2 separate regions of the Homo sapiens genome follow, and region 1 is linked to region 2. A link is a contact called in ENCODE Hi-C or POLR2A ChIA-PET data. All regions are on one chromosome and are shown on one strand. The core of a region is the stretch at or near the end of the contact, and the rest is flanking DNA. Distances in the headings are between cores, read along the strand shown. Region 1 holds the start of FFAR3 (free fatty acid receptor 3). Region 2 holds the start of LINC01531 (long intergenic non-protein coding RNA 1531).

Region 1 (2,733 bases), core at 212-2,711, 47 kb before region 2:
CATACAAAAATTAGCCAGGCGTGGTGGCGGGCACCTGTAATCCTAGCTACTTAGGAAGCTGAGGCATGAGAATTTCTTGAACCCGGGAGGCAGAGTTTGCAGTGAGCCAAGATTGCACCATTGCACTCCAGCCTGGGCGACAACAAGACCCTGTCTCAAAAAAAAAAAAAAAAAAAAAAAAACAACTTAATCTTCATTTCTACCTCCATCCCCCAGACAACCACGAGTCTACTTTCTGACTCTATAACTTTGCCTATTCTGGACATATCATATAAATAAATGAAATCTGACAATATATGTACATGGTCTTTTACGTCTGGCTTGTTTCACTCAACATAAGGCTGTAGTGTGTATGGGTAGCTCATTCCTTTTCTTTGCCAAATAGAATTCCAGTATATGGATGTGCCACTTTTTTATTCACTCACCAGCTGATGGGCTGCCAGGTAACATTTCCACTGTTGGTGACTATGACCAACACTGCTGTGAACATTTAGGACTGAGTCTTTAAGTAGACCTGAGTTTCCACTTCTCTTAAGTAAATACCTACGGTGGAATTGTTGGATCGCATGGTGAATTTATGTTTAACTTTTTAAGCAACTGCCACCTGCTTTCCAAAGCAGGGACACCACCTCCCATTATTCTCACCAGCAGTGAATGAGGCCCCTATCTCTCTACATTCTCGCCGACCATAGGCATTGTCTGACTTTTTGCTTGTGGCCATTCTAGTGGATGTGAAATCATATCTCATTGTGCCCTGTGATTGTTTGAATGAACTAATAGATCACCTGTGAAACTGGACAGCACTTGGGTTTGAACCCTAGTGGTGACATTTCACAAGCTGTATCACCTGGAGCAAGTCACTTCCCTACGGTGAAGGACAAGGATTTTATGACATAAAAGCGTTGCCCTAGAAGCAGTGTCTGCTATGGATTATGTGCCCATGAAAAGGCAGCTGCTGTCATCATCGCCACCACCATTATTATTGTTATTATTATTACATTGTCACCCCAGAGATAATCCTGCACCAGTGACAGGGAAAATAGCAGCTGGCATCCGCTGCCTGCTCACGACCACACGCCAGGCTTCCGTCAAACCACTCAACATGTATTAGTAATCTTTTAATCGACCTACATATTGTTTTAATTTGCATGTGTTAATGCGTTGATCTATGAGATGGGTATTATGATGAGCTCTGTTCTGCAGGGGAGAAAGCAGAAACATGGAGAATTTAAGTCATTTCCCCCAAATCACAAAGTCAGGAAGAAACAGACCTCACGGAGCTCGCTCTCTGTCATTGCATCACACTTCCTGCCCTTACAAGGCAAATTGGATAAATGCCATTCTAGAGAAGCAGACAAAATTCAAGTGAAGAAGGGGAGAGGAAGACGTCGGCTGGGGCCTGCTTAGAGCATCCCAGCTGAGACTGCATGAGGAGGGAGGCACGCAGTTGTGGAATTTGTTCCCCTTTTAGCATGCTGACCAGCCCTGGCAACGGAGCTCAAGGCATCTATGTGCCACTGCTCAACAGTGAGTGACGTCATGGGCACGGCCAGGTCTTTATCAGTTCTGCCGGATAAATAGCCAACTGCACTAGGTCTGGAGAGACAGCAAGGTGCTGTGCGGCAGAGCATTTGGGGTCTCAAAGAAGCAGGTGAGCCTGGGCCCGAGGGGCTGGGTGGAGGAGCACCTTGGTGCTTCTCTGCTGGGGAAGGGACAGGGGACAGGGCATGCTCAGGAAGACAGGCAGGCTGACCCCGCCTGGAAGGCACCCAGAGACAAGAGGGGTGGGCGTAGTGACCTCGTGCCCTTTTAGGGGAGATGCTGCTGGCCAGAGGCCGTTAGGGCCCCCACTACCAACTCCATGTTACTCTCTCTCACCAGTGGCCACCACCATGGATACAGGCCCCGACCAGTCCTACTTCTCCGGCAATCACTGGTTCGTCTTCTCGGTGTACCTTCTCACTTTCCTGGTGGGGCTCCCCCTCAACCTGCTGGCCCTGGTGGTCTTCGTGGGCAAGCTGCAGCGCCGCCCGGTGGCCGTGGACGTGCTCCTGCTCAACCTGACCGCCTCGGACCTGCTCCTGCTGCTGTTCCTGCCTTTCCGCATGGTGGAGGCAGCCAATGGCATGCACTGGCCCCTGCCCTTCATCCTCTGCCCACTCTCTGGATTCATCTTCTTCACCACCATCTATCTCACCGCCCTCTTCCTGGCAGCTGTGAGCATTGAACGCTTCCTGAGTGTGGCCCACCCACTGTGGTACAAGACCCGGCCGAGGCTGGGGCAGGCAGGTCTGGTGAGTGTGGCCTGCTGGCTGTTGGCCTCTGCTCACTGCAGCGTGGTCTACGTCATAGAATTCTCAGGGGACATCTCCCACAGCCAGGGCACCAATGGGACCTGCTACCTGGAGTTCCGGAAGGACCAGCTAGCCATCCTCCTGCCCGTGCGGCTGGAGATGGCTGTGGTCCTCTTTGTGGTCCCGCTGATCATCACCAGCTACTGCTACAGCCGCCTGGTGTGGATCCTCGGCAGAGGGGGCAGCCACCGCCGGCAGAGGAGGGTGGCGGGGCTGTTGGCGGCCACGCTGCTCAACTTCCTTGTCTGCTTTGGGCCCTACAACGTGTCCCATGTCGTGGGCTATATCTGCGGTGAAAGCCCGGCGTGGAGGATCTACGTGACGCTTCTCAGCACCCTGAACTCCTGTGTCGACCCCTTTGTCTACTACTTCTCCTCCT
Region 2 (2,700 bases), core at 47-2,546:
GGCCTTTCCTGACAGGCCCTGCCCATCTCTCTCTCTCTCTCTCTCAATTTCCCTGCTTGCTTTTTGTTGTTGTTGTTGTTGTTGTTTGATTTTTGGTCCTTTTTTTTTTTTTTTTTTGAGGCAGAGTCTTCCTCTGTCGCCCAGGCTGGAGTGCAGTGGCATGATCTCGGCTGACTGCAATCTCTGCCTCCCAGGTTAAGGTGATTCTCCTGCCCCAGTCTCCTGAGTAGCTGGGATTACCAGTGCCCGCCACCATACCTGGCTAATTTTTGTATTTTTAGTAGAGACAGAGTTTCACCATGTTGGCCAGGCTGGTCTCAAACTCCTGACCTCAAGTGATGTGCCCGCCTCAGCTTCCCAAAGTGCTGGGGTTACAGGCATGAACCCCACCACGCCTAGCCGATTTATTTTCTTTCCCTTTTTTTTCCCCCAGACAGGACCACTGGATTGGAGTGGTGCCATCATAGTTCATTTTAATTTCCAACTCCTAGGCTCAAGTGATCCTCCCGCCTCAGCCTCCTGAGTATCTAGGACTACAGGTGTGCACCACCATGCCTGGCTAATTTTTTATTTTTATCCTTTTTTGTAGAGACAGGGGATCTCACTATGTTGCCCAGGCTGGTCTCAAACACCCAGCCTTAAGCAATCCTCCTCCTGCCTCAGCCTCCTAAGTAGCTGGGATTATAGGTGTGAGCCACCATGCCTGACTTTTTATCTCACTTTTTGTAGAGACGGGGTATCGCTATGTTGACCAGGCTGGTTTTGAACTCCTGGCCTCAAGCAGTCCTCCTGCCTGGGCCTCCCAAAGCGTTGAGATCACAGACGTGAGCCACCTTGCCTGGCCTACTTCCTTTCTTCCTGTAAAATTGCCTTGTTGGTTTGTCTACTTGTTTTCTGTTCATCCTGTTCACTCTTGTCTCCAGCTCCTAGAACAGTACCTCACACAGAGTAACGGCTCCATGTGTTTTGTGACAGGGAAGCAGACAGTGTGGCTTGTTGGAGAGGAGCCACATACCCCCGCCCCCCGATTCATACATGGTGTGACTCAGCCCGAACCATTGCTCAGTTGAGTTGGATTTGAGATGATGCACTGCCCACTCCCGTGATACAGCTGTGTGTGAGGTCAGCACAGTCTTGGGGTGCTGCCAGACAACTTAGTTTGAATTCTCCCTTTGACTCATTGGAACCTAGACCTCAGCACCAAAGATGTCCCCATACCAGTAACCCGGGCAACAGAATGCAGATAAAGGACAGGAGACAAAAGGCGCAGGTTCTGACACATTCTTTGCTTGTGTCATCAGCTAGCAAGTATTCACAGGCACATCCAACCTCCATCCTTACATTCCACAAGGATTTGAGTGTCTGTTATAGGCAAGGGACAATGCTAGGTTTTTTTTTCTAAAAACAAACTTGGGGCTGGGCATGGTGGCTCACACTTGTAATCCTAGCACTTTGGGAGGCCAAAGCGGGTGGACTGCCTGAGCTCAAGAGTTCGACAACTCTTGGTAACATGGTGAAACCCCGTCTCTGCCAAAAATACAAAAAATTAGCCAGATGCAGTGGCGTGCACCTGTGGCCCAGCTTCTCGGGAGGCTGAGGTGTGAGGATCACTTGAGCCCGAAAGGTGAAGGCTGCAGTGGGCCGCGATTGCACCACTGAACTCTAGCCTGGGCAACAGAGTGGGACCCTGTCTCAAAACAACAACAACAAAATAAGAAAGAAAGAAAGAAAAAGCGGAAGTGAGAGATGGATGTGCGTGTAGTCGTGTGGGATAATTGCCCATGGGAAGGAAACAGAATTCAACCTCTTGGAATGTAGGGGGAGGAGGAAGCCTGAAAAAACTGTTCAAATTTGGATTCTGGGCTGAGCACAGTGGCTCACGCCTGTAATCCCAGCACTTTGGGAGGCAAGGCAGGCGGATCACTTGAGGTTCGGAGTTCGAGACTAGCCTGGCCAACATGGTGAAACCCTGTCTACAAAAAATACAAAAATTAGTCGGGCGTGGTGTTGCACACCTGTAATCCCACTACTTGGAAGGCTGGGGTAGGAGAATCACTTGAACTAGGGAGGCAGAGGTTGCAGTGAGCTGAGATCGCACCACTAAACTCCAGCCTGGGTGATAGAGCAAGACTCTGCCTCAAAAAAAAAAAAATTGGACTCTGGGTGAAATAAGTCTGTTGGGGACAAAATCTGGTGGGAGACCCAGAAGGTCAAGCTGCTTTAGAAAGAGCTCAACCACTGACTTTCCTCTTTTTGACCACATGACTCTTCCAGGTATAAAAGCCTGCCGTTGGTGGAAAAGGAAAAGGTGGTCCAGTTAGACAAGATGCCACCGGCTTCTGAAACCAGACATCTTTGAAAACCCACCCATCTACCTGCAGGAAAAGGCAAGGGACCTGACCTCGCCTGGGCTCAGGGAAGAGGTTGCTGGGATCATAACCCCAGGAAGAGACGGGATGGAAGGAGAGCATGCAGGGAGCAGAGGACAGGCTACTCTCCAAGGAGGAGAGGGAAGAGGCCACAGAAATGGAAAAGGGGCCAGGACAAGTCAGTGGAGAGATGGTCAGGGCCTGGCGAGGAGGAGCAGGACAAAAGCGGTGGAGCTCAGCCCCGTGGCGGCAGGGCCACTCCCATTCATCTGGTCCTCTACTTCTGAAGTTCTCGAATGCAGAATGAGATGTACAGATGGGCCAGCAGGTG

The links. Hi-C counts contacts between places; a loop is a spot of excess contacts on that map. ChIA-PET counts read pairs that join two places held with the same protein, here RNA polymerase II (POLR2A). Pooled maps may share reads with other maps.
Region 1: a map with no recorded cell type shows a loop between it and region 2 (2.0-fold over the local background). The contact joins the promoter of FFAR3 here to the promoter of LINC01531 in region 2. A Hi-C loop is called at or near these places in 4 of 168 maps with a recorded cell type or tissue (CD14-positive monocyte, GM12878, HepG2 and 1 more), 24 of 37 single-sample maps with no recorded cell type and 13 of 50 pooled maps. POLR2A ChIA-PET finds 5 or more read pairs at or near these places in 3 of 52 experiments (GM12878, H1 and K562).

Annotation. Positions count from the first base shown.
Region 1 is chr19:35,356,999-35,359,731 of GRCh38, forward strand. It overlaps FFAR3 (free fatty acid receptor 3), which reads left to right and starts at 1,462. Exons shown (of 2, transcript NM_005304.5): 1 at 1,462-1,651; 2 at 1,882-2,733. The coding sequence starts at 1,893.
Region 2 is chr19:35,404,311-35,407,010 of GRCh38, forward strand. LINC01531 (long intergenic non-protein coding RNA 1531) reads left to right here and starts at 1,297. Exons shown (of 5, transcript NR_040046.1): 1 at 1,297-1,371; 2 at 2,275-2,700.